Linked DNA regions of Mus musculus: all the other regions are linked to region 1. Evidence: chromatin loops called from intact Hi-C (ENCODE). Cell type or tissue: heart. All regions are shown on one strand. Region 1 holds the start of Ndufab1 (NADH:ubiquinone oxidoreductase subunit AB1). Region 2 holds the start of Gga2 (golgi associated, gamma adaptin ear containing, ARF binding protein 2). Region 3 has its middle 14 kb from the start of Ern2. Region 4 overlaps Ears2 (glutamyl-tRNA synthetase 2, mitochondrial).

The links. A loop is a pair of places that touch in the nucleus more often than their neighbours do. Peaks named below come from ENCODE experiments on the same cell type or tissue, not always from the same donor. Only the 100,000 strongest peaks of a DNase experiment are listed, where the experiment ranks them.
Region 2: a loop joins it to region 1, with 4 times the contacts of the local background. A loop is called at or near these places in 5 of 42 quality-filtered maps.
Region 3: a loop joins it to region 1, with 2.5 times the contacts of the local background. A loop is called at or near these places in 4 of 42 quality-filtered maps.
Region 4: it touches region 1 in a loop (5-fold over the local background); 5 of 42 quality-filtered maps call a loop at or near these places.

What each region holds. Positions count from the first base shown.
Region 1 is chr7:122,097,389-122,105,388 of GRCm38, reverse strand. Ndufab1 (NADH:ubiquinone oxidoreductase subunit AB1) reads left to right here and starts at 3,541. Exons shown (of 5, transcript NM_001360744.1): 1 at 3,541-3,734. The coding sequence starts at 3,567. In heart, CTCF peaks have their summits at 3,445 and 6,025 (motif pointing left); a DNase peak (open chromatin) is centred at 3,528; H3K4me3 peaks cover 1,915 bases; H3K27ac peaks cover 1,417 bases.
Region 2 is chr7:122,017,328-122,025,327 of GRCm38, reverse strand. Gga2 (golgi associated, gamma adaptin ear containing, ARF binding protein 2) reads left to right here and starts at 4,130. Exons shown (of 17, transcript NM_028758.2): 1 at 4,130-4,339. The coding sequence starts at 4,240. In heart, no CTCF peak of the experiment used is centred here; a DNase peak (open chromatin) is centred at 4,147; H3K4me3 peaks cover 3,001 bases; H3K27ac peaks cover 3,190 bases.
Region 3 is chr7:122,195,871-122,203,870 of GRCm38, reverse strand. No RefSeq gene overlaps it. Among named protein-coding and RNA genes, the nearest start is that of Ern2, 14 kb to the right of the region's middle. In heart, CTCF peaks have their summits at 4,346 (motif pointing left) and 6,372; no DNase peak of the experiment used is centred here.
Region 4 is chr7:122,030,227-122,038,226 of GRCm38, reverse strand. Ears2 (glutamyl-tRNA synthetase 2, mitochondrial) reads left to right here. Exons shown (of 9, transcript NM_026140.3): 9 at 1-4,065. Among named protein-coding and RNA genes, the nearest start is that of Gga2, 13 kb to the right of the region's middle. In heart, a CTCF peak has its summit at 3,682 (motif pointing left); no DNase peak of the experiment used is centred here.

The DNA.
Region 1 (8,000 bases):
CAAATTGTATCTTGGGTGTTCTCTGTTTCTGGGCTAATATCCACTTATCAGTGAGTGCATATCTAATGACGTCTTTTGTGATTGGGTTACCTCACTAAGGATGATATCCTCCAGATATATCCATTTGTCCAAGAATTTCATAAATCCATTGTTTTTAATAGCTGAGTAGCACTCCATTGTGTAAATGTACCACATTTTCTGCATCCATTCTTCTGTTGAGGGACATCTGGGTTCTTTCCAGCTTCTGGCTATTAGCAGAAGATGGCCTAGTCAGCCATCACTGGGGTGTGTACTAGACAGGCACTGGGGGTGCTACTCACAGTGACCGGAGTACTACTCAAAAGACTCTGCCCTCCCTCGTCTGTCATTTTCTTTAAATATTTTGAGATGGTTTTGCTATGTGGCCAAGCCTGACCTTGAACTCCAGGTTCTCTTATTTTGTCCTTTCAAGTGCTGGGATGACAGGTGTGCACGAGTGTGCCCGGCTTATCTAGGACGCCTCTTAATTACTCATCTTCCCTAGTTCGAGGCTAGCCTGGTCTACAGAGTGAGTTCCAGGACAGCCAGAGCAACACAGAGAAACCCTGTCTCGAAAAACCAAAATAAGAAAAAAGAAAAGAAAATGCCTAAGTATGATTTCCTTGGCACTCTGGATTTTCTCACTGTCTCTATGAAGAGCCGCCCTTTTTTCTACAGTTGCCCTTTGACTTCCGTGCCTGACCCAGAAGGCACGGCTTTCTCCCTCCCTGCCATGACCCTCCTCCTAGCAGCTGTCTGTATTTACAACTCCCCTGCCTTGTTTCTCTCTCAAACTAGTAAAATGGCCCTTCGGCTTAACACACAAACAAAACAATTAAAAAAACAAGCAAACAAAAAATAGTGGGGCAGTGGTGGTGTGTGCCTTTAATCCCAGCACTTGGGAGGCAGAGGCAGGCAGATCTCTGAGTTCAAAGCCAGCCGGGTCTACAGAGTGAGTTCCAGGACAGCCAGGGCTACACAGAGAAACCCTGTCTCCGGGGGGAAAAAAAAAAGAAAGAAAAGAAAGAAAGAATCAAAAGAAAACCAAAAAACCAACACACATGTCTGTTGCTATACAAAGAGAAACTTTAAGTTGGAAGTGGTTATTAAATCATCTGGATTTCAAATACTAAATAACTTTAACAAAATCTAGGAGTTGGGTGGAAGGAAACACACAGGCCATGCAGTGGCCATGCCTTAGCTAAGGTTCCCGGCCATAGCATCACAGGGCCCCATAAACCATTCCCACTCCTCACAGGAAAGGTCAGGATCTTTGGTTGAGATGGCAGTTATTGTAGGCTGAAGTCTTCACAATACTATGACCCCTCCTCCCAATTGTTTTTCCTTGAATACTCCCAATTTTTTTAATGCTCATGATCTCTCTCTCTCTCTCTCTCTTTTTTTTTTTTTTTGTTTGCTTTTTGAGACAGGGTTTCTCTGTGTAGCCTTGGCTGTCCTGGAACTCACTTTGTAGACCAGGCTGGTCTCGAACTCCGAAATCTGCCTGCCTCTGCTTCCTGACTGCTGGGATTAAAGGCGTGTGCCACCACGCCTGGCTATGCTGATAATCTTTAAACAAGAGACTAGTGTCACAGATCTCCAGAAGTCAGGCTACATTAACTGTGTGCTGAGTGAATTCCAAAAGTTATTATACTTGTTGCTAGAAGAGGGCCTCTTTGGAAAGTAGTCAAGTCAAGTCTGAGGGGGATGTTAGTCCAAGTGACTGATCCTCAGGAAACACTGCTTTACCCAGTAGCACAGCTGAGACATAGTAAAATGCAGTGCCCGCATCAGTCAGGCAAGCCAAGGGGTTCTTCTCAAAGGAAGAAACTCATTAAACAAAGCCACTGAGGAACGTTATCAGTGAGCCCCTCCACATATATCCACACGGAGGTTGGCCCATTTGTAATCACACTTTTATCCCCACACTGACTTCTGAGCATGCTCAGTTTAAATCATTGATGAAGGTACTAGGCACATTTTTTAGGTTATGGGGTACACGTTTCTGATATTGAGAGGGATGAACAGGGCCGCTTCTAGGCATGTTCAACTTACACCAGAAAGTCTTAGCTGAAAACAAAGGAAAGGGCACTTTGAAGGTGCGTTAGTGCAGGAGTTTGACTTTGGTGTCTGCCTGCTTAGTGTCTAGTTGGTGTGTGGGCTTCACTTGTCCATTTTTGTTCACCGTCTCAGATCCTGAAGTGTCAAAATGAATTCTACCTGCAAAGCTGTAAGTAACCTGCCTAATCTGTAATATACACACATTGTCCAGTTTCGCTTTTGGCTGTACTGCAGACTGAACCTAGAACGGTCATGCTAGGCAAATTCCCTACATCCATGCATTATCAAAATTTAAAATATGTACTGTTGTACTTCACCATTTCCTGGTCTCCAGGTTACTGTAAGCACACGGAGTTTGGGAGGTTTGTGGAGGGGGGGGTTATTTGTTTATTTATCTATTTTGAGACAGGGCCTTGCTATGTAGTCTAGGCTACCACCATAAGATGATCCTCCTGCCTCAGCCTCTGGAGTTGGGAATGAGGACGTGACAGTCACACCTACTTGGCTACTAGTCTTAAAACTCACACTTATAATGTGTACTGAGTTTTCACTGAAACAACAATAACAAAATCTTAGCGCTATGGGAGAAACGTGACATATTTTATTTTTCAGAGATAGGGTTTCACTATGTAGCCCTGGCTGGCTTGGAACTTGCAGTGTAGACCAGGGTGTTCTTCAACTCTCAGAGATCCTCCTGGCTGCAGAGTGATGGTATTAATGTTGTTTGCCACTATGCCATGATCCCCACCCAACTTTTTTTTTTTTTCTGAAAATGATGCAGTTTTAATATACCATTCTGCAGAAAGGGACACAAAGAAAAGGCAAAAAATTACTGTCGAGTTGATTTTGCCCTGAAATTCCTGCCTCTTTCTCCCATAGGCTAGACATTATAAAATTCACAATCTAGCATATTCCCCTCTCAAATTCTCTATCCTTTTTATTTAGGAGGAAAAACCTTATTTAATGAATTAATTTGAGGCTTGAGAGTGCCCCTTTCGCTGATTGTGGGCCAACCCATATTGTTGATTGCCTAAAACTTCTCTTTATTTATTTATTTTTTAATTATTCACTTTACCTCCCCGCTCCCGGTCAGCCCCTCCCACAATCCTTCCCCCATCCCCATCCCCTTCTCCGTCTCTGAGATGGTGGGGACCCCCCTGGGTACCTCGCTACTTCAAGTCTCGGCGAGGCTAGGCGCTTCCTCTCTACTGACAGCCAACAATATATTTCAGAACTTTGGGAGAAGAATCAAGTCGGTTTCTCTTTTGGGTCAGTGACAGTGTTTAGGGTTAGATGGCATTTGTGCAGTTGCAACCACAGCAGCCCTTGTCCTTCTAAAGGAGGTGGGTGCAGCGCGGCTGGGAGCCGCTAGGGTCCGCCCGCGCCCGCGCAGCCCTCAAGCGCCGCTCTGTACGTCGCCGGCGTACGGCGCTAGCTGCGGCCGCGGCGGGAGGCTGCGGCGCAGTGCATCCTGGGTTGGCGTAGCCATGGCGTCTCGTGTCCTCTGCGCCTGTGTCCGCCGCCTGCCCGCGGCCTTCGCGCCGCTGCCCCGGCTTCCCACGTTGGCCTTGGCGCGGCCGCTCAGCACCACCCTATGCCCTGAGGGAATCCGGAGGAGACCCGGGGCTCTGCAGTCCGCCTTGGCGCTCGCGCAGGTGACTTGCGGTGACTTTGCCGGGGCTAGTCAGGGGTCAGGGCCCCGGGCCGTCCGGGTTGGGGGAGGGGCTGCACAGAACCTGCAGGGGTGATGGGGTACACGGCTAGCCCCACTGCCTGACGGGTTTTGGTTGACCCCTGTCGCGAAGCTAAGTGTCTTATGATTAGAGCACAGGACTTTGACCCAGTCTTTTTTTTTTTTTTTTTTTTTTTTTTTTGGTTTTTCGAGACTCTGTATAGCCCTGGCTATCCTGGAACTCACTTTGTAGACCAGGCTGGCCTTGAACTCAGAAATCCTCCTGCCTCTGCCTCTCGAGTGCTGGGATTAAAGGCGTGCGCCACCATGCCCGGCTTTTGACCCAGTCTTGACTGAAGAACAAAATTGGACACCAGCTCTCATCCTTGCGGAGTGGCAATGAAGTTTAGGTGAGAGTTCGAGTAGAGCACCTACTGCGATTGGCAATTACCGTGGTCACTTCCAAGGACGTACACAAGAGGAAAGCCACTTGCCCATAATAGTCCTCTGCAGAGTATTCTCTAGGTTCCCAGAGTTCTATTGTAATTTCCCCCCTGTGGCACCTTTTGTCTGTGAACTTTCTGGAAGTAAGGATAGGAAACAAGTCCTGTGTAGTTTGCATATTTGATGAAACCAGTGTGGGGCTTAAACTCTGTGAGGATGTCACTTTCAACCCTAACTAGCCCTCTTCCCGCTCCCCTTCTGACTCTTTCCGCTGGTATCAAGCCCTGGCATGGCGTTTTAAGTTCCAGTGTGCATGCAAGGTTAGGAAGTACTGTAGTAGACTTTGGGCCAAGTTGAAGAACCGATTCTCATACTCAGTGACCTTCCTGAAGTAGTGGTTTCAGTCACACCTGCACGCTACAAGAAGAGCTAAGGTTCTACATCCTGTGTTGAGATTCACCGACAGTGTAATAGATAGGCAGGCCATTGTCCCATTGGCTAGACCAAAAGGTTGTCATTATAAAAGTGTTAAAAGGGCAGTAAAGGGGGCTGGTGAGATGGCTCAGTGGGTAAGAGCACCCGACTGCTCTTCCGAAGGTCCAGAGTTCAAATCCCAGCAACCACATGGTGGCTCACAACCATCTGTAACGAGATATTTCGCCCTCTTCTGGTGTGTCTGAAGACAGCTACAGTGTACTTACATGTAATAAATAAATCTTTAAAAAAAAAAAAAGGGCAGTAAAGCTGCTGTGCCTTAGGATCTAGAGACCAATTTCAGATTAAGCTAAAATGTTACTTCTCAAACTTAAGTTGTGCATAAAGTATTTTTGTGGGCTTTCTAGATGGGGTCCTGGGACCATGCTTTGAACAGGTGGTGTGCTCTCTGTCTGCTTTATACAGATAGTAGAGGAACTGCTTTATGCTTACAGAATGGTTTTGGTTACGGTCATTCACAGATGTGGAGACACAGTTGTTTGCAAAACATTTTAGATTTGTTATTGGACTGTGGATGTCCTCTGCACAGCCAGAAAGCAGATGGTAAGCAAGCTTTGTTAAAGGGTTTTCTCTGACTCACCCAGCTTAGATGAGTGAAATCAGTTGGCTTGGAAGTTTCCAGAATATGGAGAGTAGAACAAGGGAGAGTTTTGAAGAGGCGAGGGTTTATGTCAAACAGCTGTGTTTGAGGTGCTTCATTTCCAGAGGTTTGCAGTGAGCAGGTGACAGACATGGCCTTTAAAGCTTTTTTCATAAACAGAAGACAAAGGGGAGCAAGATAGACTCTGATGGTAACTCATCAGGATCAGGCCAGCTTACAGTCACTGCACATAGTGCCATCTTTGGTGCTTAGAGACGATTTATGTCACATGTGAGTCTGGGGAAGAACGCTGCTGAGACAACCTGTTTTGACCACAGGGAAGGTGCTTTTCTTTTTTTTTTTTTTAAGATTTATTTATTTATTATATGTGTGTACACTGTAGCTGTCTTCAGACACTCCAGAAGAGGGCATCAGATTTTTGTTACGGATGGTTGTAAGCCATCATTTGGTTGCTGGGATTTGAACTCAGGACCTTTGGAAGAGCAGTCAGTGCTCTTAACCTCTGAGCCATCTCACCAGCACCGGAAGGTGCTTTTCTAACCTCTGGCAGGAGAAGGTGGTTTCGCTACTCCAAGAGGGAATGCAGGGGAACTTGGGGCAGGATACCTAACCATCCTGTGTCAGTTTCATTGTAAAAGGTAAAGTGCTTATACTACCATAGTCAATCTTTGGGCATACACCTGGCCCTGTAGGAACCTACCAGTGATGCCTGGTGAGCTACTGACACCTAGTGGCCTACATTAGTAACTGCATACCTATAAGACACTCCCAACCACTTTTCTCACGGCCTGTTCTCGGCACTGTTTCTTCTCTTCCATGTTAATTCCACTTCATACCAGCCCTGTGTTTTCTGTGACTGTTGTCTTTGAGACAGTCTCACTTTATCTCAGTCTAGCCTTGGAACTCAGGTTGGTGAGAATATGTTACTCTGCCTCACCCTCCCAAGTACTAGGACTGCAGCCCTGAACCACCATGTCTTTCCAAATCTGCTTGGATCTTCTTTTCTTTACAGTCTGGAAATTGAACCTGGGGTCTCACTCATGCTGGACAAGCCCTCAACCCCAATTCCTTAATAGTTTCTAATCTCTTTTCAACTCCTTGATATGCACATGGGATATGTTAGATCCTCCTACCTCAGACTTTTCTGTCATTCTCACCATTAACATATTTCTCCCTTTCTCTTATTCCTGTCTGCTTCATCTTTTTTTTAAAGATTTATTTATTATTATATCTAAGTACACTGTAGCTGTCTTCAGATGCACCAGAAGAGGGCGTCAGATCTCATTACAGATGGTTGTGAGCCACCATGTGGTTGCTGGGATTTGAACGCAGGACCTTCAGAAGAGCAGTCAGTGCTCTTAACCACTGAGCCTCTTGTCTGCTTCATCTTATCTGTGACTTCTTTAGGTCATTGTAATGAGTAGGATTGGTGTTGTGTCCCTATTGAAGGCCTCTGATACATAGTATAAAAGGATCAGTGGATTTAGACACAAAAAAGTGCCCCGCCTACTTATTCGGAAATCATCTATACTCTATCTCTTCAGCTAATCTCTCTAGTTTGCTGATTAAATGAGTCTGCTGCAAGGTAAGTATATCTTGATAAGGACGTGTACATAGGTTTAGTCTTACGTATGTCCTTGCTATACATAGGCTTGCCTGGACTCTGGAAAGTCCTACCTCAGGCTCCCAAGTGTTAGGGTTACAACATTTGACACCACAGCAGCTCTTAGATCATTTTTCATAGACACACTCAGGGTCATGAGTGCCAAGAAGCAAACCCAGCTCTTTCTCTCTCGCACACGTATTTGTTTAGTGTGAGCATGTGTGTGCAGGTCAGAGGATAACTCGAGGGAGCCTGGTTTTGGCAAGCACCTTTACCCTCTGATCCATATTGCTGTCCTTTTCCTCCTCCTTCAGTGTTGAACCCAGGGTTTCATACATGCTAAGCAAGTTGCTCTCCCTGCCCCTCTTTACTTTGAGACAGGTTATCAGTAAATTGCTCAGCTTGGCTTTCAACTTGTTTCTCCTGCCTCCCCTCCCAAGTGTCTGGGATTAAAAGCCCAGCAGCAGACTCATTTTCTGTGGAAGAGGCTTAGCTGCAAACTAAGAACTTAAAACGCCCTGCCAGACAGACAGTGCTCTCCCATACTTGGTAGGTGAAATCTAGGCTGCAGGACCCAACTGAGTATAAAACAGAAGCAGCAGCAGCCTAAGAGCAGAAATAGTTGGATTTCATCATAAGAACACTCAGAAAGGTTTGTATGTCTGGTGGGCTGTAGGGCATTCTTACCTGCCAGCGAAATACATGGGGCTGTGAGGCTTAGGGGTGGTGGCTGGTTTCATTTGTTCTAGCCAGAGACTAGTTACCATCAAAGCCAAATCAGATCTTCTGTATACCATCCCAGCTGTTAGGGTGGGTTCTTTTGTCTCATGCCTGTGGTGGCAGTGCAATGAAGAGGCTGTGGCATGCTACATTTGCCATGAGGGAACTTAAGCATTTCTGTGATGATTTTATGTTAGTGACAGTCTTACCGAACAAGATGATGTCCAAAGCTAGAGGGACCAGTCCTGATTTTGAGGACAAGCGACAACCATTCTGAAGCTAGAGCTTCTCTGTTGACCGAGCCCTGTGACCCGGTATTCAGTAATGACCACATTGGAGAGTGTGTGACCCGGGTATTCAGTAATGGCCACATTGGAGAGTGTGTG
Region 2 (8,000 bases), 80 kb after region 1:
GTCGGTGCTCTTAACCACTGAGCCATCTCTCCAGCCCCCTCTTTTAGTTTTTTGAGATAAGGTTTCTCTGTCTAGTCTTGGCTGTCCTTAAACTCTCTCAGTAGACCAGACTGGCTGTGAACTCAGAGATCTACCACCTTCTGTCTCCTGAGTGCTGGGAATAACGGTATGTACCACCACTATCTAGAATCCCTTCCCTTCCCTTCCCTTCCCTTCCCTTCCCTTCCCTTCCCTTCCCTTCCCTTCCCTTCCCTTCCCTTCCCTTCCCTTCCTCTCTCTCTCTCTCTCTCTCTTTCTCTCTCTCTCTCTCTCTCTCTCTCTCTCTCTCTCTCTCTCTCTTTCTTTCTTTCTTTCTTTCTTTCTTTCTTTCTTCAGGTCTCCCTAGTAGCTCTGGTTATTCTGGAACTCATGTAGATTAGGCTGGTCTTGAACTCACAGAGATCTTCCTGTCTCTGCCTCCAGGTGCTGGGATCAAGAGTTCTAGAATTTTTAAGAGATGAACTGTTAAGAATAATAAAGGGGGCTGGGGCTCGGCTGGCACAGTGCTTGACCACCATGCACAAAGCCCTCTGTTCAATCCCAGCACTATATACAAACCAGGCCTGGTAGTGTCCCTTAGGATCCCATCCTCCATTACAGGTCAAGTTTGAGTCTAGCCTAGGCTACAGAAACCCTGTCTCTAAAAAATGATGAAGAAACTGGTGAGATTTTAAAACTACTTCAAAGGAGAATCCAAAGAACAGTCTCTAGACTGAAAATATTGAAATAAATATGCAAATGGCTGTAGAACTGGTTTTTCCACACGAAGGGGATTGTGTGTTGCCTGGACAGTATTCATTTGCAAGTCTATGAATAAGAATAATTTACCATTGTTTTCAATTATCAACAGTTTGCAGAGATGTGAAAGGATTCCCAAAAGACCCAAGTCAGGTAACATAGATGGATATTCTAACAACACAATTTTATCAAAGAATAAAATTTTCCTTACCTGGGTAATGTAATGAAATTGACCACCACCCTTTGCCTGTGCCTGAAGGCCCAACCCCCATTGTGATCTTAGAGGCAGGGCCCTGTAAGGCGACCAGATTTATGTGAGGGTCTGAGGGGCAAGGTTCCCTTGATTGATGAGAGATCACCAAGGTTCTCTTGGTGAGAGATTGATGTCTTTATAAACAGAGGGCTCTGCTGAGGCTGTAGTGCCTCAAGCCTGTAGTTCCTGCCCTGGGGAGGGACAGAAGCTTGCCAGGGAGAGTTAAGATCCTATCTCAAAACTCAGAGACCGAGCAAACAGGACTAGAGGGCTGGCTGTTTTCTGTCTCTTCTCCACAAGTGAGGTCAAACCACAGGAAGGATCCAGAACATCTGTAGCAAGAGGGGGCCTTCTCCAGACACTCTGACGACAGAGGTGGGACCTTCTGGCACCTTGGTATCACCAAGCTTCCAGTCAAAGGGGAGAAATGGATGCCCATTGTCTCAGACACCAGCAAGTGGGGCTTTATTGCAGCAGCTTGAGTTGTCAAAAGAACTGGATTAGCGTAGAGCCTGCACGCAGAGAGCAGTTTCTTGTCACACATGCACATGTGTAGCTTCATGGTGTTCAAGATTGTTAAGGATACCAGCGTGTCAGGTATGTGGACAGGGTTAGTTAGAAACTAAGTACATCACACCAAGTGTTCTTGTTTGTTTGTTTGTTTGTTTGTTTTTTAAAGATTGATTCATTTATTTTATGTATGTGAGTACATTGTAGCTATACAGATGGGTCTGAGCCTTCATGTGGTTGTTGAGAATGGAATTTTTAGGACCTCTGCTCTCTTCGGTAGGCCCTGCTCACTCTGGATACATAAGTACACTGACTCACCAGAAGAGAGCGACAGAGCTCATTACGGGTGGTTGTGAGCCACCATGTGGTTGTTGGGATTTGAACTCAGGACCTTCTGAAGAGCAGTCAGTGCTCTTACCCCCTGAGCCATCTCACCAGCCCTTGTTTTTCTTGATATGGGGTCTCACTGATGTAGGCCTAGGTTAGCCTCAAACTCAGGATCCTCCTGTCTCATCCTTCCTAGTGCTGTGACTATAGGTAACAACTACTATGAACAGCTTCTTTGTACTTAGTACTTGTTCATAGTACTTATTTGATACAGGGTCTCACTGTACAGTCTGACTCACAATCTTGCTTCAGTCTCCTGAGTGCTCCATTTACAAGTGTGTACCGTCATGGCCATGACAGCAAATGTCTATTTAAACATAAATATTTGCAGCCCTCTCACGGGCTCCGCAGGTAAAAGTGATTGCCATATAAGCATAATGATATGACTTCCATCTTGAGAAGGCACCTAAGGGTGGGAGGAGAAAACCAATTCGATAAAACTGTTCTCTGTGCTCCATAAGCACACTGTGGCATGCGTGTGCCTGTACCGACATGCATATCACACATATGCACATACATATGCATAGTGTTTAAAAGATTAAAAGTAGGGCTGTAGAGGTTGCTCAGTGGTCAAGAGTATGTATTGCTCTTTTGGAGGACCCAGGTTCAATTCCTAGCACCCACATGGCAGCTCAGGACTGTCTACAATTCCAGTTGCAGGGAATCTGACACACTCTCTGGCCTCTTCAGGCTCCAGGCTTGCATGTGGTGCATAGATATATATGCAGGCAAAACACACATACAAATAAAAACTTAAAAAAATGTTTGTACATTTGGGATTATGATATGCCTAAAGTCCTAGAGTTACCCCTGACTGTCCCCACTATTTATGTGTCCATTCAACAGATACTTACTGGTATGCCAAGCCCCATTTGGTATGCTGGTGGTCCAGGTCTATGCAAATTAAAATCCTTCTGTGTGTGTGTGTGTGTGTGTATGTACTGGGGTGTGACATTGAGGGTGGGGAATGATAGGGACAGTGTGGAAGGATCTGGTGCTTCAGAGGGACCTCGTGCGCAGTCTTGACTGCCTTCCAGGCTAAGGCCTCCTTCAGTCTTAGCAGAGTTGTTAGTAGTAGATCATTGACAGCAATGGCAAAATTATGCTGGCCTCTAGACATGCATATTAATCCTGTCCACTGGACAGACCTCTTTCTCCACTGGCTGGAGCCAGTCTTATGCCCATTTGCATGTTTGTCTCAACAGTCCTTTATTTTTACATAGATTTTTCTCTTTGGCTTTTCTTGTGGACATATTAATACAACATCTACTTGATTCCTTCATTTAAGTTCAAGAGTTAAATAAAGGAAAATATTTCATGTTAGGCTGGCATGGTAGCTCACACCTGTAGTTCCAGCTTTTGGGAGGTTGAGGCAAAAGGATTTTACTACAGGTTTTTAGGATCTTAGCTTTTATCATTCAAAGGCCATCTTGGACTAATGAGTATGAGAAACCCTTTCTCAAAAGCAAAAACAAAAACCATAACAACAAAGCTGTACTGGTAGTACATTCTTGTAATCAAGTTTGTACCACAGTGGCAGGATGACCAAGAATTCTGGGTCCTCCTCAGCTATGCAGTGATCAAAGCCAGCTGGTTACATGAGACCTTAACTCAAAACAGTTAGAAAAAGGTATGTTTATATATAATTAATGTGTTCACTTTTTAGGGTATGAGAATCACGACCTGTTTTTTATTTCTTTTTTTTGGGGGGGGATGGGTGTTCGAGACAGGGTTTCTCTGTGTAGCCTTGACTGTCCTGGAACTCATTTTGTAGACCAGGCTGGCCTCAAACTCAGAGATCCGCCTGCCTCTGACCTGTTTTTTTGAGAAAAGTATCTTTTCATAAAAATAACTGTTTTATGAATTATGATGCAATGTGTCATCAAAAAAAAGTGTGTCAGAAACCCGAATGGAAGATACATACTCGGAGAAGACCCTAATAAAAATGCTGAAAGAATGATTCTTTATCTGAAATTCAGATTTAGCCAGGCGTCCAGTATCTTTTCTGGGAACCCTGCTTCTGAAGAAGAGGGGACAATCAATACCTAACTAGCTTGGCTTTTGACCTTTCAAGTGGTCTTGCACAAAAAAAAAAAAAAAAAAAAAAAAAAAAGACCTCGTGAGTTGGAGGTGGCCGGGAGGAGGTGCGTGGGGGCGGGACAGGGCCCAGAAATGGGCGTGTCCAATAGGGCCCGCCCCGTCACGTGCCTCTCAGTGTCTGCCGCGTCGGCAGCTGGAGCGAAGGCTAGGCGGCGGCGGTGGCTGCAGCTTTTGGGCAGGAGTGACTGCGGCCGCAGCGCTGGGCTGGGCAGATGGCAGCGACGGCAGTGGCAGCGGGGACCGGATCCCCGGCAGGGACCGAGTCGGCGGAGGGCGGCCCTGGGGCAGCGGCGGCGCTGGAGCTGTGGCTCAGTGAGTAGCATCGCGCCACACGTGATCCTGCTTCCCGCCGCCCTGGTTGTCCTCCGCGGCGGGAGGGGGCCTCTAGACTCACCCAGGGGATTCTGGGGACCTCAGACCACGCCATGGCTCAGTGGCCGGGCGGCACCACTTAACAGCTGGAGCGCGAATGCTTAGCGATCTCTTGTGCCAAGCACTGTGCAGAAAGCGTTTCAGCCATTGTTAGTCTGGTCGCAGGACCGAGAGTACCTGGGTTTACTAACCCGTGCGGGCGATGCAGCTTTTTTGCAGATCATTGAGTCTAAGAGCTTAAGTGGCTGCTACCTTTAAGAGCAAAACCAGCTTTTATGCCTCGGTGCATATTTACTCTGGCCAGACTTAATTGTTCCTTGTCTTAGCTTAACGGTGATCTCTGGGGGTGCGGTTCTAAAGGTTCTCTCTTTATCTGAGGAATTGAGGTTCAGAGAGAATAAAGAATCCACCCCTTGGGTGGGCTCCACTACGTGCTGGGTGCACTGAGATGGTAACACTGGGACATTGCTCACAAAGACATGTTCATTGGCTACTGGCTACCAGAACAGCACCTTCTCAACAGAAGCTGGAGGAGGGGCGCTTGTTGAACGTAGTTAGGGGCTGTTTTGTTTACCTGGGGCTTGTCATAGCTGGTATACAGTGTGTGGACAATGGAGGAGGCCATATTCCAGACAGGAAACTGCAAAAACTCAGGATGAGAATGTACAACATTCTGGGAGCGAGTAGGCCTGTTGGCCAGGAGTGCAAAGCTTAAAGCTCAGAGAATCCAGAAAAGAGACCTCAGACTAATTTGCTAATGAAGTAAGACGCGTGAGCGCCGCAGAAGGGACTGCATTATTTAAACATTTTTATTACATGTTGTGTATTTGGGGTGGGGCGTGCTGCTCCTGGCTCGTGGAGAACAGAGAACAACTGGGGAAGGGGTCAGGGTGTCGTTTCTCTCCTTAGGCTCTTCTGTGGGTTCCAGGGCTCGAACTCAGGCCACAAGGCTTGGTCACAGGCACCTTTATCTTCTGAGTCATTGCAGGCCTATAGCTTTCTATTTCAACATGTAGGAGAAGCTGTTGGAGACAGCTTCGCTTCTACTGAAAGCACCACATGCAGTTCCACCTGGTGAGTTGGTTGAGGGTGAGACTTCAGACTTGGAGTAGATATATAAGGTCTTTAGATAGCTGGGGTGGGGTGGGGTGGGGTGATGGTGGTTACAATAGGAATGAAGGGAGTGGGGATCAGGAGTCGAAAGGATTATCTGAACCCATCAGCAGGGTTTAATGTAAGCACACGTGCATGCACATTACTTTAATTAAAGACCTGGAGCCAGACTGTAGCAGTGCACACTAGTCCAATTCCAGCAGTTGTGAGGGAGAAGCCAGCCTGGCCTACGTAGTGAGTTTCAGGACAGCTAGAGCTACATAGTAAGATCCTGTCTGGGAAAAAACAAAACAAAACAAAACCAACCATACAGACAAAAACCAAACAACAACAACAACAAAACATTAAACAAAACCCAGAAAGGACTACCATCACCCATATAGTCTTCCTTCCCTGTACATAGATGGACTCAGGAGATGAGTGTACGAAGGATCCTTGGTTTCGGGGATCAAAAGTAATTGTGGTAGATGCTTCCCCACTCCGCCCCCACCTGTGTGGAGGAGCAGTTGTGTCATGAAGTTCGAAGTTCTTGCCAGGCAGTTAGGAAGAGCTCTGAGCATCCAGGGAGGGTAGGAGCTAGAGGGGTGGTTTTGAGAGCCAGTCTTCCGTGGGTGTGTAGAACAGAGCGTTGGAGCTGGAACAAGGAGGTATTTCCCAGGCAGATGGGACTAGAGTATCCCAAAGGTTCAGAAGTAGACAGGGAAAGCTGTTCTGGGAAGAACCACGGAGGGGGGTGTGGCCAATAGCTGCTTCAAAATGGAGACTGGAGGGAGGGGAATCTGGCCTTTGAGGAAAATGGTGGAAACAGAAGGCTTGTGAAGTGGTGGCGAACAGCAGGCTTGGATTGGGGTTGGGTGCAGAAGTGTGAGGTGGGTAGCGTAAGAGCCAGCAGCTGCTAGTGGATATTTAAGAGCCTGTCTGCAACCGAGGCTTTGCAAGGACTTGGGTTTCTCTGCAGCCCCGGCTGTCCGGAATTCACCCTAGACGAGGCTGACCTGGAACTCACAGAGATCTGCCTGCTTCTGCTTCCCTAGTGCTGGGAGCAAAAGTGTGTATCACCACCCCCCTAGAAGTAACCTTTGATTGTAGCATCCCTTGAGTTTTTCAAAGGTGGCAACTACTTTCTAAGAGGTATGTTGGAGGACAGTGGGACAGTCTGTAGGGAGGGAGTGAAAAAGGTCCTTTTCCTGTGCTTGGCTGTGAGAGGAAGGCGGGGACATCCAGTGAGGCTTTGAGAATAATGGAGAGGGCACTTGAGCCCTCTATGTAGCTCCTAAGGGGAACTCCCCTTGTTGGATTCTAAGGCCTGTGTTTAGTCACTGTGCAGGGGCTTTTAGAGCCCCAAGGAGAGGAGTCTGAATGGGAAGTTGTCGGGTCAGGGTGTGGCCTGCAGAGGGGGAGAGCTGCTTGCCTGGGTGCTTGCCTGGGGAAGGAGATAAAGGTGGTTGCACATGCAAACTAGTAGGTTCCTTTCACTGCCTAGGGCTTGAGGAAGGTGGGGAAGGAAGTTCAGGAGTGCAGGAAGAAAATCAAAACATGAAGCCCAGGTGCACAGCGGGCCAGCACAGAAGAGTAACTTTTGAAAGTCATGGTGAAATGAGACATTTCTGCAGTGAATGAGGCAGGGAGCAGAGGCCTGAGCAAATCCAAGAAACAAAAGCTCAGTGGCAGGACGGAGCAGTATGGGGTTAGGCCCGCTCCCACTCTGAGCCTTCTTTCTTTCTTTCTTTCTTTCTTTCTTTCTTTCTTTCTTTCTTTCTTTCCATAATTCAGTTTATCAGGCACTTACTATACATTATAAAAAGGCACTATTTTAAGAATTTTATAAAATTGCGTAGTAGCTGAGTGTGGTGGCACACAGGCTTTTAATTCTCAATTTGGGAACCAAGAGGCAGACTGATCTCTGAGTTCGAAGCCAGCCTGGTCTACAGAGGGAGTTCCAAATCAGCCAGGGCTGTACAAAGAAACCCCATCTAACAAACAACAACAATAAAACAATCCACTTTTATAAAAATGTATTAACATTTTTATCCTGCCAACAACTCTAAGGAGAAGGTAGAGGTTAACATCTGCCAGTGGCTTTGTTTCCATCTTGTCTAGACCCATGCTACATCCTGCTGCTCAGTGACACACCTGCCTGACCATGCCACGAACTGCTCCAGCTCTTGTCCCTACATATGCACATGGTTTGCCTTGTCGGGCTAACCGGGGTGAGCCCCTGAGATCTGCCTGTCTCTGCCCTCTGCTCCTGAGATTACAGATGTGTGTAGTCGTGCCTGCCTTTTTATGTGGTTGCTGGGGATCTGAATTCAGGCAGTCACACCTGTGCAATAAGCACTAGCCAAGTCCCCAGCCCCTGCTATACACATTTCTGAAGAGCAGTCAACATCCCAACTGAGAGGGGGAATGGGGTTAGACAAGCAGAGGGGGCTTCTGATTGTCCCCACATCCTGAGAAGCTGGGCATGTCTGGAGGCACCTTGAGGTGT
Region 3 (8,000 bases), 98 kb before region 1:
AGCCTGTATGTGTAACTCCAGGAGACAGAATCTAGACAGTGAGGACTTCTCCACTCACAGTACACATCTGTCATTTTGTGCCCCTGTGACTCCACAGAAGTGAGACAGAGTCATGGACCCATCTACCCACAGTGAACGGACAAGACTGCCTGTTTCCCCAGGGTCTCACCAACAGTGATTATCCAACACGCAGAGTCCTCCAGGTGGAAAGGTCTAGAAAACTCCACCTGCCTGTAGCAGAACGTGGAAGCACACGCCTTTAATCCCAGCACTCGGGAGGCAGAGGCAGGTGGATCCCTGAGTTCAAGGCCAGCCTGGTCTACAGAGTGAGTTCCAGGACAGCCAGTATTACACAGAAAAACCCTGTCTCAAAAAGGAAAGGAGGAAGGAAGGAAGGAAGGAAGGAAGGAAGGAAGGAAGGAAGGAAGGAAATGTCATCTGTAACCCTTGGCAGGTTTCACACCTTGAGAATTTAGATAATTTATGAAGTTATCACTACTAGCAAGACTTTTTTTTTTCAAGACAAGAGTTTTTCTGTGTGCCCTTGGCTGTCCTGGAACTGGTTCTGTGGACCAGGTTGGTCTCGAACTCACAGAGATCCACCTGCTTCTGCCTCACAACTGCTGGGATTAAGATATGCACCATCATCATCTGGCTTAGCAAGGCTTTTTTAGGAATAATTTTTTTTACAGTCATGTGTGCATGCACATGTGCTTGTGTGGTACAGTATGTATGTGTGTGTTGGTTAGTTCAGGTTGGTTTTTTTCTTCCACCATGTGGAGCCCAGAGATGAAATTAGGTCATCAGCGCCCTTAGAAGCTCCTTTACTCTATAAGCCATCTATCACATAAGCCCTAAGAAACACTTGAAAAGAAAACACACAGTTTAACACCCATCATATTAAGGAAAATGCAAATTAAAGCTACACCAAGATTTTTTTCATTTTCAAAAATGGGAGGACTCCAAGTGTTGGATAAACACCGTTGGTGAGACCCTGGGGAAGCAGGAAGTCTCATCTATCCAGTTTGGGTGGGTGACTCTGTCTCCGTTTTGTCCAGTCATGGGGGTCACAAAATGATAAATGTGTGTTCTTCTGGATCCTGCACTGAGAATTCTAAGAATTTTCCCTATGAAAACCCTTACCCACTTGTAAGACATCGCACTGTGCAAGATCATCTGACGTAGCATTGTCCTTTCCAGCAAAATCTTGGAAACCACCCACGTGTCCATTAGGTTAATGAAATATGATGAAGCTGGAAGGGGTGGGGAGCGCTTTCTACAGATTTTTATGGAAACACCTCTAAGATATACCAAGTGAGAAAAGCTAACTGTAGGCCAGTACATATTCTTGGGGGTTGATGTTTTCTTTAAACACTGGGAGAGCACAAAAAATACCTATGTTTTCATACATGCAGGACTGAATATGAAAGATACTTCTGATGAAGTGGGGACCTGGACAATGAGAAGGGACAACTGAGATAGATTCGGGGTGGCCTTTAGTGAGAGTCTTTCCACTTCTTACTTTTCCATATGGCTGTGCCTGAACACATGACAAACACTAAGCTGGGCATGGTGGTGTGTGCCCGGAATTCCAGCACTCAGGAGGCAGGGGAGGAGAACCCTGAGAATTCACAGCTAGCCGGCCCCTGTGTTTAAAACCATGAATAACAGCAGAGGAGACGGCCAAGTCAGCAAGGCAAGTGTGAGTTCCTGAATTCGAGTTCTAAAAAAACAATGCAGGGCAGTGGTGGCACACACCTTTAATCCCAGCTCTTGGGAGGCAGAGGCAGGCTGATTTATGAGTTCAAGGCCAGCCTGGTCTACAGAGTGAGTTCCAGGACAGCCAGGGCTACACAGAAAAACCCTGTCTCAAAAAAAAAAAAAAAGAAAGAAAGAAAGAAAGAAAGAAAAGAAAAGAAAAGAAAAGAAATGAAACAAACAAAACAACAAAACTGGGCACAGTGGTATGTGCCTGTGTTTCAAAGTGACATGGAAGGTAGGAACAGGCAGGTCCCTGGGAGCTCAGCTAATCTAGTCTAGTTAGAGAAATCCTGGCGCGCTCTCTCTCTCATTATTTTATTTTATTTAGTTATTTTATTGAGACAGAGTCTCACTATGTAGGCCTGTCTAACCTGGAATTTGCTGTATAGGCCAGACTACCAGACTAGCCTTAAATTCACAGAGATTCACCTGCCACATAAAAACATGCACACATGCACCCACATAAAAAAAAAAAGAATAAATCATTTTTAATTTAAGTTCAATCAAAACCAAAATTTAAAAATTGAAGATAGTTTCACTTACACACAAAATCTTATTTAAAGTCATCGCACCCGTGTCTCGCCCTCGGTTTCATCTGTGAATATACTGGAACTCAAATTAGTTGTGCTGAGTAAAAAGAAGACAGACCAACAAGGAAAAGAACCTGTTCTGGGGCCAGTGAGGTGGCTGAGCAGGTAAAAGGGGGCCAGTGAGGTGGCTGAGCAGGTAAAAGGGGGCTTGCTGCCAAGCCTGATGGCGTGAGTTCGGTCACCTGAATTCACACAGTGGATGTCCTCTGATCTCCACATGAATGCTGTGGCATGGGCATGTCTATACAGCCACATGCGCAAGCTCCCGAACACACAAAAGTAGATGTACAAATGCAATGGAACATTTTAAATAATTATGCTACATATCATTGGCAAACTTCGGGATCAGTGAGACAGCTCAGCAGGTAAGGACAAGGATGCTCAGTGCCAGGCATGAGGATCTGAGAATGTGCATTGTCACCGTAACCCACAAGGTCGAAGGAGAGAGCCAGCCCCTCTAAAGATGTCCCTTGACCAACACGTGTGCAAGGCAGCAGGCATGCGCGCATGCGAGACACACACATATACACACTGAGACACAATAAATAAATGTAAAAAAAAACCCACATGTACATAAAAATCCACCTCTAAGAAATGCAAACTAACCCACAGGGACAGGAAGCAGACTCGCTGAGCAGTGAGTGACTGTTTAGGAAGTGTGAGCAGGTAGATTGCAGGGGTATGAAAAACCTTTGTGTCTGATGGATGTTAACGGCATAGTGTGTTCATGATGCCAAAACATACCAGGTTCTCACACTGTCTCTGTCTCTGTTTCTCTGTCTCTCTCTGTCTCTCTCTGTCTCTCTCTGTCTCTCTCTGTCTCTCTCTCTCTCTCTCTCTCTCTCTCTCTCTCTCTCTCTCTCTCTCTCTCTCTCTCCCTCTGTGTGTGTGTGTGTGTTGTTTTGGGGGATTGTTTGTTTTAGATTTGATTTTAAGGAGCTGGAGAGCTGGCTCAGTGGCTAAGTGTGCCCACTGCTCTCTCTAGCAGAGGGCCTGGGTTCAGTTTCCAGCATCCATAACAGTTGGCTCACAACCACCTGTCATCAGTTCCAGGGAATCTGATGCACTCTGGCCTCTGTGAGTACCTGCAAATATATAAAACTTATTTAGGCATACATTCGTAAATGGGGTGGTTTGAACGAGAGTGGCTCGCCCATAGACTCCTATGTTTGAATACCTGGTCCTCAGTTGGTGGAACTGTTTGAGAAAGATTTCGAAGTATGGCCTTGACGGAGGACATGCCTCACTGAGGGGAGAGCGTTGAGGTTTCGAAGGTCTCCAGCCATTCCCTGTGTGCTCTCTCTCCCCACTCACTGATCAAGATGAGAGCTTTTACCTGTTCCAGCCACCATGTTTTCCCTCTGCCAGTGTGGACTCTAACCCTCTGAAACCATAAGCCCAGTCAAATGCTTTCCTTCATGCCTTGGTCATGGAGTTTGGTCACAGCAATAGAAAAATAACTAAGACAATAATTAAAACTAAAATAAGTAAGTCTTTTCTTAAGATTAAAGTTTTGGTGTGTATATCTGTGAGCCTGCGTGAAGATATATCACCTGTGTGCAGGAGCCCTTCTCAGAGACCAGAAAAGGATGTTGGATCCCCAGTCACTGAGATTACAAGAGGTTGCGAGCCACTGTGCAGGGGTTAGGAATCAAACCTAGGTAAGGGCTCTTAACCACTGAGCTATATCTCCAGGCTAGGTTGTGAATTTATGACATGTGCAATTGATTGTCAATAAAATATGTTAAGGAGAATTTCATCTTTTTTTTTTTCACTTGAATTTCATTCCATTACATTCTATACTATATACACATAAAATATTAGGGCAGGAATCATGTATAAATTTTAAAATAATTATATATCCATTGGAGGATACATAGTTTAAGATTTTCTCTCTGAAAAAGCTCTATGTTCACGTAGGGCACGACTGAAATCAAATTTCAAACCCAGTTACAGCCACAGACATTTATCTGCTACACTCTACTGCCCCCTGCTGTAAGTAAATGATGTTACATCCTTGACCTACAGAGTACACACACGCAGTTGTAAAGGTCAGATAAGATAAATTCCAGGGCAAAGGGTTTTTTTCCTAAGGAACTACTTAGAACCTCTCTGCAGAGGGGTTGGCGGGTGAAAGAAAAAAAGGAGAGAACACATGAGTCAAGGGTAACGCTACATATTTCTAGCATATCAGATTCAAGGAAAAACAAAAACAAAACAGGAACCATTCAGAGCTAGCTGTAAGGTGCTGTGGTGGCAGGTGCTTTTAATCCCAGCTCTTGGGAGGCAGAGGCAGGTGGATCTCTGTGAGCTCGAGGCCAGCCTGGTCTACAAAGCAAGTCAAGGACACCCAGGGCTATTACACAAAGAAACCCTGCCTCACAAAACAAAACAAAAGCAAAACAAAAACAAAAACAAAAAAAAATGAGAGGGGCCTCAGCTGTTAAGGTCACTTGTTGGCTCACAACCATCTATAACTTCCAAGGTATCTGGTGCCCTCTGTACGTACAGGCAAAATTTTCATACACATAAAAATAGTTAGCCTGTAGGCCAAACTGTGAACTTGAGTCCTGGGCATGCCATAGGCCTCTCCCAGGAGTGTACTGAGAGAAAGTGGTTTCCTGGAACACAACAGGCCGCCACCCTTCTTCCTAGTAACCCAGAACTTGAAGTGCAGCCTCTTGTCAGGCATTTTAGCAAGGAAAGCTTGCTGTCAGAAGTGCTCTTGCAGCTGGGCGTGGTGGCGCGAGCCTTTAATCCCAGCACTCGGGAGGCAGAGGCTGGCAGATTTCTGAGGTCAGCCTGGTTTACAAAGTGAGTTCCAGGACAGCCAGGGCTACCCAGAGAAACCCTGTCTCGAAAAACAAAACAAAAAAGAAGTGTTCTTGCTCAACTCCAAAGAGTCCTGGATCACCGGATCTACGACACCTACAGGCCTTTCAGACCTTGACTGTTGCCTGCTGTGTCCACACACTAAGGGGTCAGCTCATTTGTTCTGTTTAGGATACACTGTAACACATGGCTAAGAGTTCACCTGTGTCAAATACTGCTTATGATGATGCCTGTCAAAAACAGGAACCCATCCAACAACGAGCCCAGGACAACCCCAGAGCATCATGCTACTTAGTCCTACAGAGAGACTGAAAAGAGGTGGTGGGGGGAATAAGACATATCCGGGGGTCTTCTCGTTGAGAAGAACTTAAGAGTGTGATAGCTCACAGTTAACCCCAGTACTTTAAGAGGATGAGGCAGCTTGAGTTACATAGTGAGACCTTGTTTCAAAAAAGTATGGGGGAATGGGGTACACTAAGTTTCCAGTCTTGGCTCTATAGTTTTGCTTCCAATTAATGTGTGGACTCTTATCTCTAGTACTCAGTTTTGGCACAGGCCTGGTACTTGGTATTATTATTATTAATTATTATTATTATTTATTGTCACCAGCATTGTTATTGTTGTGTTATTAGACAGAGTTTCTCTGTGTAGACCTGGCTGTCCTGGAACTTGCTCTGTAGACCAAGCTGACCTCCTAAGTGCTGGGATTAAAGGCGTGTGCCACTACATTCTGCCAGTTGTCAATATTTTTTATTTTGTCTGTTTGTTTTATTTTTTTTCCCCCTCTGAGGCAAGGTCTTGTTAAGGAACCCAGCCTGGTCTCCAACTCTGATACCTGAACCTGAGCCAGAAGGCTGGGGCTGTTGGAAAGTGCCACCATGCCCTGATAGTCACAATTACCAGTCACTCATAAAAAATGTATGAAAATGTGGCAGTTGGCTCTAGGCACAGGATCTACTGCACCACTGAAATATAAACAGAAAAAGTTCCCAGGCATCCCCACAAAAAAATACAACATGATCCCACAGCCTCCCACGTGCCTTGGGATCACTACCTCCAAGTCCTGTCCCTCCCTTCCTTCTCACTCCATGTCCAGGATAACCAATCTTTCTTAATCATCAGCAGCAGAGAGTCCTTAAGTCTTTCCTTCAAAAGGAATGATAAGCCTGCAGTTTGGCATGTTACCACTAGAGGCCTCCCTTGAGGCAAGATCACTAAGCTAGGTTGGAGTACTAGTCACCCACCCAACAAACGACTAGCTTTGATTAGGTGAGTAAATTACTTAATGTCTCTGAAACATGGTTTGTTCGTCTGTAGATTGAGGACGATAGAACTTCTCCTGTAAGTTAGTTAACTTATTAAGAACATAAGTCTGTGAAGAAGATGCAGAATACTTTTTCAACAATGACTGTTTTTATATGCAGAAGGTTAAAAAAAAAAAAAGACTCATAGTCTGTGACCAATGGCGCTCTGGAGGGTGTTAGTGCAGGACTGGCGGGTGTTGAAGCCTAAGAGAATGTGCTGGTTCGTTTATTAACGTGACACAAACTAGAACGGCCTGGGAAGCAGGAGCTTCACCTGAGGAATTGCCTCCATCCGGTTGGCCTGGAGGCAAGCCTGTGGGTGCTGTTTTTCTTGATTAATGATTAATATGAGAGGGCCCAGTACACTGTGGGTGGCACCACCTCTGGGTTGATGGTTCTGGATTGTGTAAGAAAGCAAATCGGTGAGCAGCATCTCTTCCTGGCTTCTGCTTCCGGTCCTGGCTTCTGCTTCCGGTCCTGGCTTCTGCTTCCGGTCCTGCCTCCAGCTTCCTGCCCAAGCCTCCCTTGATGACCTATAGCCTGTAAGGCCAAATAAGCCCTTTCTTCCCCAAGTTGCTTTTGGCCTTGCCGCTTACCACAGCAACAGAAACCAAACTAGGACACTATATTTCTCTATTTTGTTGCTGTTGTTACTAAAACACCTAAGGCTGGCTGGACAAAACAAAAACAAAAAAGAAAAACAGGTATAGGACCAGTAACACAGCAGAAGACCTGATGACCTAAGTTCAATATTCAGGACCTACCTGGTGAAACGAGAAAAGCGACTCTTACAAATTGTCCTCTGACCTCCACACGTGTGCACATAGGTGTGCCATGGCACATAGGACCACACACATACAAGTAAACAAGTAAATGTGATTATAAACTTTTTTTAAAGGGGGTGTTTATTTAACTCACAGTATTGGAGGCCACACAATATGAGGCTCTATCAGGAATCTACAATAAATGGTAGGGTGTAGCCAAGAGAAAAGATCACATCTCAAAACACAAAGCCAGATGCTGGAGTCCCACAACCCCTTCCTGGTCCTCTCTTCCTAATGACCTAAAGACTTTCCACTTGGCCCCACCTCTTAAAGGTCCATTACTCCTAACATCATCATCCTGGCCACTAAGTCTTTAAAACATGAACTCTGGGTTAACAGACCTCCAGACCATAATACTGGACATTAACAGTGTCAGCAAACAGCTCCTTCATTTGTCAGGAGCAAGACGCACATCAATGCCACGTAAATGCTTACTTTTATGTAGATTGGAAAGATGCATAAGGAAAGGATCTTCTATTGTTGATTGCTAACTTGATTGGTTGGGTTGTTTTTTGAGACAGTGTTGCAAGACATTTGATCATACCGTAAACCCCAGGATGGTATTCTGGTGTGGCTCATCCCTTATCACACACCTTTAATTCCTCTGGCTGGAATACAGACATGCCCTTAGTACACACTGTTAATCCCAAACAATAAAGGTAAAGTTAGTTTGTAGAAGAAAGCAGCCA
Region 4 (8,000 bases), 67 kb after region 1:
CCACATTGTATGATACTGGGGTTTAGGTTTCTATATTCGGAATAGTCTGTAGAACACAGTTTAGCCCAGGACAAATCAGTTCCAGCCTGGATTCATGGATCCCAGTCTCAGGCCACATATGGATTTGGGACCATAATGGACACAAGCGATGTCACCTAGACAGCAGATTTTCCTTCTGGATTGTAAAGGAGAAGTTACTCTTCCAGCAGGGTAAGCACTTGTGTTTGGGGTTGCTCCTTGTCCTTGGGCTTTAGGTAGCCTCCGTCTCCTTTCGATGAAGGGTGTCTGTTTTCTTCCAATTCCTGAGATCTGATACTTTGAGTTATTGTTGGTGTCTTTCATCATATCTGCCCTTATGTCCTCCATTGCTTATAAATCTTTGTACTCGGATTCCTGAAATCAGGTTTCCTTTCTTCAAGTCTTAATTAACTTGGAGTAGTGTAAGTAGGATGGTGACCAGGTATAAGACCCCAGCAGAGCTTGTAGCTTCCTCAGTGTAAGCAGCCTCTGCAGCTATGCTTACTCTCCTGAGGAGGGCAGGATGTGAGGGTGTGATAGAGGCTTGATCATAAAGACTTTGCAACTTCTTTCTGGTTCTTTTACATCTGCACCTCTGGGAAAGCCAGCTTCCAGGTCATGAAGCTCAAGCCCTTGTGTCTTGAGGGGTCCAAGTGACATCAGAGCCCCTGCCATCAGCTATGTAAGGGAACCATATTGGAAGCTGAACTTGCAGCCCCAGCCAAGCACCTCCTGAGACACCCAGAACCACCACACTCAGCACGCTCTGGAACCCGAGACCCAGGATTGTGAGGCAGGAAACGCTTGTTTAAAGCCACTTGCTTTGGGGATTATCTTTACCTAGCGGTAGATAACATTCTCTCCTTGCTCAGGTGAGTATGGGAAAGGATTAAAGAGCTTTTGAACCTTGCTTAGGGAGAAAAAAAAAGTTCTTTATTTGCAAGAAGATCAAGCTGAAGTTTTGAAATTTGGTAGAGACAGAACAAATCTCTAGACAAAAAGAAAAAAAATCTCTAGAAAAATCATAGAACAAAACCACATCTTAGAAAAAATGGTGGGCTGGTTAGTTTTTGTTAACTTGACATAAACTTAGACATATCTGAAAAACAGTAATCTTTTTTGAGACAAAAATCTATGTAGTCCTGGCTGGTACTTGGTATGTATCCCAGGTTGCCCTCAAATTCCCAGAGGTCTGCTCTCTACCTCCTGAGTACTAGGATCAAATAGATGTACCACCATGCCCAGCTTAGGAAGAGGGGTTCTTTCTTGCTTTTAGATTTATTTATTTTAGTTCATGTGTGTGGGTATACTGTCATTCTCTTCAGACACACCAGAAGACAGCATTGGATCCCAATTACAGATGGTTATGACCACCATGTGGTTGCTGGGAATTGTACTCAGGACCTCTGGAAGAGCAGTCAGTGCTATAAACTGCTGAGCCATTTCTTCAGCCCAGGAAAAGGGGATCTTAATTGAGAAAAAACCCTTAGTTAAATTGGTGCGTGGGACGTTTTCTTGAGTACTGGCTGATGTGGGAAGGCCCACTCACTGCAGGTGGTGCCACCTCTGGGCAGGTGGTCCTGGAGAGAATAAGAAAGCAGGCCTTCATCTCATTAAACCTCACCCGAGGAGATAGATGGTATTCTATTTTTTTTCTATGTTATAAATGGAAAAACTGAGGCTGTGAAAAGTTAAGTAACACTTCTGGGATATGATCTGAGATAACATCATATTTAAGCTCAGGCCATTGACAATTTTAAGAGTCCATACCTAACTAATTTGATCCAGATTCTCACTATGTAGTCCTGAAACTCAGAGCCTCCTGCCTCTTTATCCCAAATATTGGAATTAAAGGCAGTGTCACCATGCCTGGACCAACTCTTTTTAATGTATATCTGTTTGCCATGTGTATGCTTGGTCCCCACAGAGGTCAGAAGAAGGCATCACATCCCCTGGAACTGGGATTACAGGCAGCTATGAGCTGTCATGTGGGTGCTATAAATTGAACCTCGGGGCTGGTGAGATGGCTCAGCAGCTAAGAGCAGTGACTGCTCTTCCGAAGGTCCTGAGTTCAAATCTCAGCAATCACATGGTGGCTCACAACCACCTGAATGAGATCTGATGCCCTCCTCTGGTGTGTCTGAAGACAGCTACAGTGTACTTATGTATAATAATAAATAAATCTTAAAAAAAAATAAGATAAGAGCCAAGCGTGGTGGCGCACGCCTTTAATCCCAGCACTCGGGAGGCAGAGGCAGGCGGATTTCTGAGTTCGAGGCCAGCCTGGTCTACAAAGTGAGTTCCAGGACAGCCAGAGCTACACAGAGAAACCCTGTCTCAAAAAACCAAAAATAAATAAATAAATAAATAAATAAATAAGATAAATTGAACCTGGGTCTCCTGTAAGAGCAGCCAGTGTACTGAACCATTTTCCCAGCTCCCCCTCCAACTCTTAATTAAGTGACATCAGAACTACTGCTCTTGAAACATGAAAAATGGTTATTTCTGGTGTGATAGCACATGCCAGTGATTCTAGCCTTCAAAAGGCTGAGGCAAGCTGGGTGAGGTGGCATGTGCCTTTAATCCCAGAGCTCTAGGCACAGAGATAGGTAGAGATACTGAGTTCAGGGACAGCCTCTCCAAGACACTGGGGCTACACAGAGAAACCCTGTCTGGGGGTGGGGGTGTAGCTGAGACAGAAGGTGAGCTCGGGATCATCATGAGCTACAAAAGCCAAAATGGAGGGAGAGGATAGGGAGATAGAGGTGATAGAAACATAGGCTCATGCTCCAGGGATGTGACCGTTACCACGGTGATAGAAGTGCTGGTGGACCTGCTACGGTGTCTTGGGCCTGTAATGCCAGCGGAGGATTAGCAGTTCCAGGTCATCCTCCATCCTCAGCTCCATATAAAGTCATTTGATTTTTTAATTATCTGTGTAGTGTGCAAGTGTACACGTGAGGTCAGGGGTCAACTTTTAGGAGTCAGTTCTAACCCTCAGTGGAGGTTCCAGGCATTGAATTCAGGTTACCAGACCTTTAACACAAGTATTTGCTGAGCCAAGGTCCAGACCACCCAAGGCAACATAGTGAGACCTTGTCTCCCTGCCCCAGAAAAAACTCCCTCAATGAGCCATCTTGCCTCTGTAATGAATTTGAGATCAGCTTGAGCTTTTTGAGACTCATTGGTGAATCAAGGCTAAGTTGATTCTGACAAATGCTATAACACTGATGACCCTTGTGTTAAAGTCACAAAAGGATGAGAAGGAGACAGCTCTCAGGCTGAGGTAGAGGAAGAGGGCAAGTGTTGCCTGTTGGCTGTATTGTTTCTGTTTTAATACATGTTAGTTGCAATCCTCAGTTACTCAGATCTTCAGCATTGCTAGCCTTCCTCGAAGCCAACAGTTATTGGTTTCAAGGAATAAAGCTGATTGAATAAAGGTAACAGTCCACCAGGGAATGGGTTGGAAACTCTAGGACCTACAGACTCAAAGGTCAGGACTTCCAACCTCTAGAGTGATGGGAAATTTACCTGAAATTCACTGAGCCCTGAGGCAGCTGCAAATGTTCCTGAGGTTCTGGGTCCAAAATCTCAGGAGAACATCTTGTCAGCCTAGTCAGCAGTGGGACAGTCGGGTAATGGCACCATCTGCAGGGCATCCACTGTAATGAGAGAAGAACGTTTCCTCTTTTAGGGACTCTGTTCCATGGATTTAGAGTCTGCCTGTTTCAGTAGCCAATTTTGCAATCTCATTCATACTTCCTTTATCTAAGTCACCTTTTGTCTCAGAACTAGGGTATGTGTCTGGGTACAGACTGTTGGCTAGAATGCACAGTCCTGGGTTTGATCCCCAGCACCACAAAAACAAGATATTTTCTTCATAGTACTTACGCATGTGTGAAATTTACATTTACTATTTTAAAATTTTGAGGTTGGGGCTGACAGGAAATCTGTTATTCTTGGTTATAAACACAATACTTGGAACATTGTTTGACACAGAGTAGGAAATTAAGTTATATCTCATGAATAAAGTGTTTGAAACCTTCATCTGTCAGACCAGTTCTTTCAAAAGAAACCATCATCAGCTGACTTAACTGTGTTAAATCTGAACAGTCTCCCAACATCACTTCCTCCTATCCAGGAAAAAATTCTCCCTTGCAAGATCTGTTGTAGATAGCTGTCTGACCTTATGCACATGGCTTGATTTGAGTCCTGATACCTGGAAGAGAATGACTTTGTGAAAGACCAAAGTGAAGTATGGCTAGGAGGGATGGTTCAATCTGTAGGGAGAGCTGAGTTATAACTTCAAACTTCAGGGCTCATCAAGGAAATTATATCTGTGTACTAGCTTTTAGATACACAAATCCAGGTTCTAACCTGCTTCAACAAGATCTCTTCCCCCCCCCCCCACCCCCAGCATAGCTGAAAGTTCAGTGGTAAACTAGGCTGCGGGACTGTTGGCTTAGTGACATCAGCAAGGGCCCAGGGTCCTTCCACTGCTGCTCTCCTGGCCCTAGATCTGCAGCAGCCTCCCCTCACCAGCTGCCACTTATTCTCATCTGCTGGGGAGAGTGGTTTTTTATGGCTCTGTTCTGAAAGCAAAGCCACGTCTACAGGCATCCTCCCCCAACTCAACTTCCTATTTTTGTGCCCATCAGTGCTAGAGAAGAGAGCATTCCCATACATCAGTCAGACTCAGAGATGGAATAGGGTCTGCTCAGCTGGGTCTGCTCCTGAACTAAGACGGGTTGGTTTAGTGAAGACAAGGATGTGGGTGAGTTCTGGGGTAGGTGAGAAGCCTTGACATGTTTAAAGCAGAGAAATGACATGATCAGTTTTGCTTTGGGAAGGTTATCCTTGGCAGCAAGCTGTGGAGAGATTAGAGCACAGCTCCAGGGTACTAATTGGACATGCATGAGATAGGTTTGGTGAGACACAACTGAGTTTTCTCATCGTGGCCTAGGAGGGCCCGTATTAGAGTTCTCAGAGAAACAGAATCAGGTGGACATGTATCTAAAAAGAAACTTGGTATAAGGTAGTGTTCTGGCTGGTTTTGTGTGTCAACTTGACACAAGCTAGAGTCATCACAGAAAGGATCCTCAGTTGAGGAAATGCCTCCACGAGATCCAGCTGCATGGCATCTTCTCAGTGATCAGTGGGCGGGGTGGGGGAGCAGCCCATTGTGGGTGGTGCCATCCCCTGTCTGGTAGTCCTGGAGTCTATAAGAAAGCAGTCTGAGCAAACAAGTAAGCAGCATCCCCCCGTAGTCTCTGCATCTGCTTGAATTCCTGCCCTTCCATTGATGGTGAACAGCAATATGGACTTTCCTCCCTACCTTGCATTTTGGTCATGGTGTTTTGCTGAAGTAATAGAAACCCTAAGACATGCAGTAACTCATGTCATTACATAGCTGAGGTCAAACTGTCTCCCACCCACAAGCCCATGTTGGAGCTTACAAGACCTGGGAATAGGAAGCACCCATAGCAGAAGACAGTGTCCTAGCTCAAGCTACCTAGAAAAATTAAACTCCACATTTTTCTCTAAGGTCCCTTGGCAGATTAAATGAGCCCACTCACATAGGGAACAGCCATCTGACTTTCTTAAGTCTCCCAATTCCAGTTCTATTCCCTTCAAGAAACACCCTCACAGACACACCCAGAAACTTCTAACTAGCTACTATGGCCCTTAACATGAGATTAACCATTGAAGTGTTTGCTAATAGTTGTACAATATATGAATAAACTGCACACTGAAACAGAAAACCATAACTCAGACATCTAAGGGCCTGATAGATCTGCCTGTCTGCTTTCCTGACCTCCTTATTCCTGGCGTGCCCCAGCCTCTTTTCCTCTGGTCTTTGGACACATGAGCCTTTCTTAGACTCTTGGGCACTCCTGCTTCCTTCCTGCCATTTCGCATGCTGTCCACCCCCACCTTGACTCCTCATTCTTAACTCCTATGTCTGATCAAAACTCCAATGTCAACAGGAAGCCACTGATTGAAGGCCTCCTTGTAAATCTTCACCTGGTTTTCTGTAGTACCCAGTTGGAATTCATTATGGAAATGACTGTGAGTAATTAGTTCTGCAGCCACATTGTGGGTCCGATTGTGAGACCCACAAATGCAGGAGGCTCATCTGCCTTGTCTAGTACTGTATAACCAGTTCTGAGAATGCAACTGTAAACCCAGTAGGTGGTCAGTAAGCACCCACTAGGAGCAGGTGATCCAAAGGCACGTGAGTGAAGGCCCAGACAAAGGCTGGGGGAGCTTGTCTAGTATGCAGGAAAGCATCTGTTGATCCCACCATGCCCAGGCTGGCAGTAATCAACCTTACTCACTAGGCCTTGGTGGCACATGCCTGGGAGGTGAAGAAGAAGAAGGAGGAGGAGGAGGAAGAGGAAGGAGAAGGAGAGGAAGAAGAAGAAGAAAGGAAGAAGGGGCAAGGAGGAAGAAGAAAGGAAGGAAAGAAAGAAAGAAAGAAAGAAAGAAAGAAAGAAAGAAAGAAGAAGAAGGAAGAAGAAAGAGGAGGAAGGAGAAGAAGAGGAAGAAGAAGAAGAAAGGAAGAAGGGGGAAGAAGGTGCAAGGAGGAAGAAGAAAGAAAGAAAGAAAGAAAGAAAGAAAGAAAGAAGAAAGAAAGAAGAAGAAGAAGAAGAAGCAGCTAGAGAAAAAAGAGAGGGACTGGAGAGAAGATGCAGTAGTTAGGAGCACTGGCTGCTCTTCCAGAGAACTCAGGTTCAATTCCCAGCACCCACCTGGCAGCTCACAACCATCTGGAACTCTAGTTCCAGAGGACTGAGTGCCCTCTTCTGGCCTCTGAACAGACACAGACATGCGTGCAGGCAAAACACCCATACATATAAAATTAAAAATAAACAGAAAAGCCCTAGACACATCATCTAACTGGATCAGATGTCACGAGTGGCAATTGAGGTGAGTCATTATGTTTAGTTAGAATATGGTGTGCAGTGCCTGGGAGCTTCAGATCATTTGTGGTTACTATTTTTGTTAATAGGTATGTGAGATGAACATGACTGGCAGGTTTTTAAATTTAGACAGCAGAACAGATTAGGCATTTTATAATGATCTTGGAATTTCCACCTTTACCTTCAGATCTGGGCAAATTGTTAGGGTGCCAGCCAGTCACTCTAAACCAGGAAAGTCAGCTCCTAGCAGAGCCCTAGCCCCGACAAAACTTTTCCTGTCTGGAGAAACACCTCACCTCCTTTGGCTGGGTTGGTCTGATCTTGTCCTCATTCATTTATGGAACAAACATTGGGTGCCAGATTCTGTTAAGCCTGAGGCTGTTGAGGGAAAATAAGACAGGACCTTAACTATGGGTGTGCCACCCACAAAGGTTTGTACCTTTATTTATTATACATTTCTGAGACAGGGCTTCTATGTAGCCCAAGGGAGCCTTGACCTCTCTCTTTTCCTACTTCCTTGCAAGTGTTGGAATTAATAGGTATGCGCTCAACACCACATCCACTGTTACCCTTAATGGTTGACAATTGTTACCAATTGTTTTTGGTTTGTTTTGAGACAGGGTCTCTCTGTGTAGTCCCATTTATCTTAGCCGGCTATGTAGACTAGGCTGGCCTCTAACTCACAGAGATTCTCTGCTTCTGCCTCTGCCTCCTGAATGCTGGGATTAAAAGTGTACACCACCACACCCAGCTGTTAAGCTTTTAAAAATAAAAACACTAGGACTAGAAAGATGGCTCAACAGTTATGAGTCTTGCTGCTCTTGCAGAGGACAGGTTTGTTTCTCAGCTCCCATAGGATGGCTCACAGCTATGTGTAACTCCAGTTCTAGGGAATCTGATGGCTTCTTCTGATCAACTTGGGCAACAGGTGTTCATGCACACACATAGCAGTAATAGTAAAAATTCAAAAGAAATATAGACCTGGCCTTTAATCCCAGCACTTGGGAGGCAGAGGCAGGCAAATTTCTGAGTTCGAGGCCAGCCTGGTCTACAGAGTGA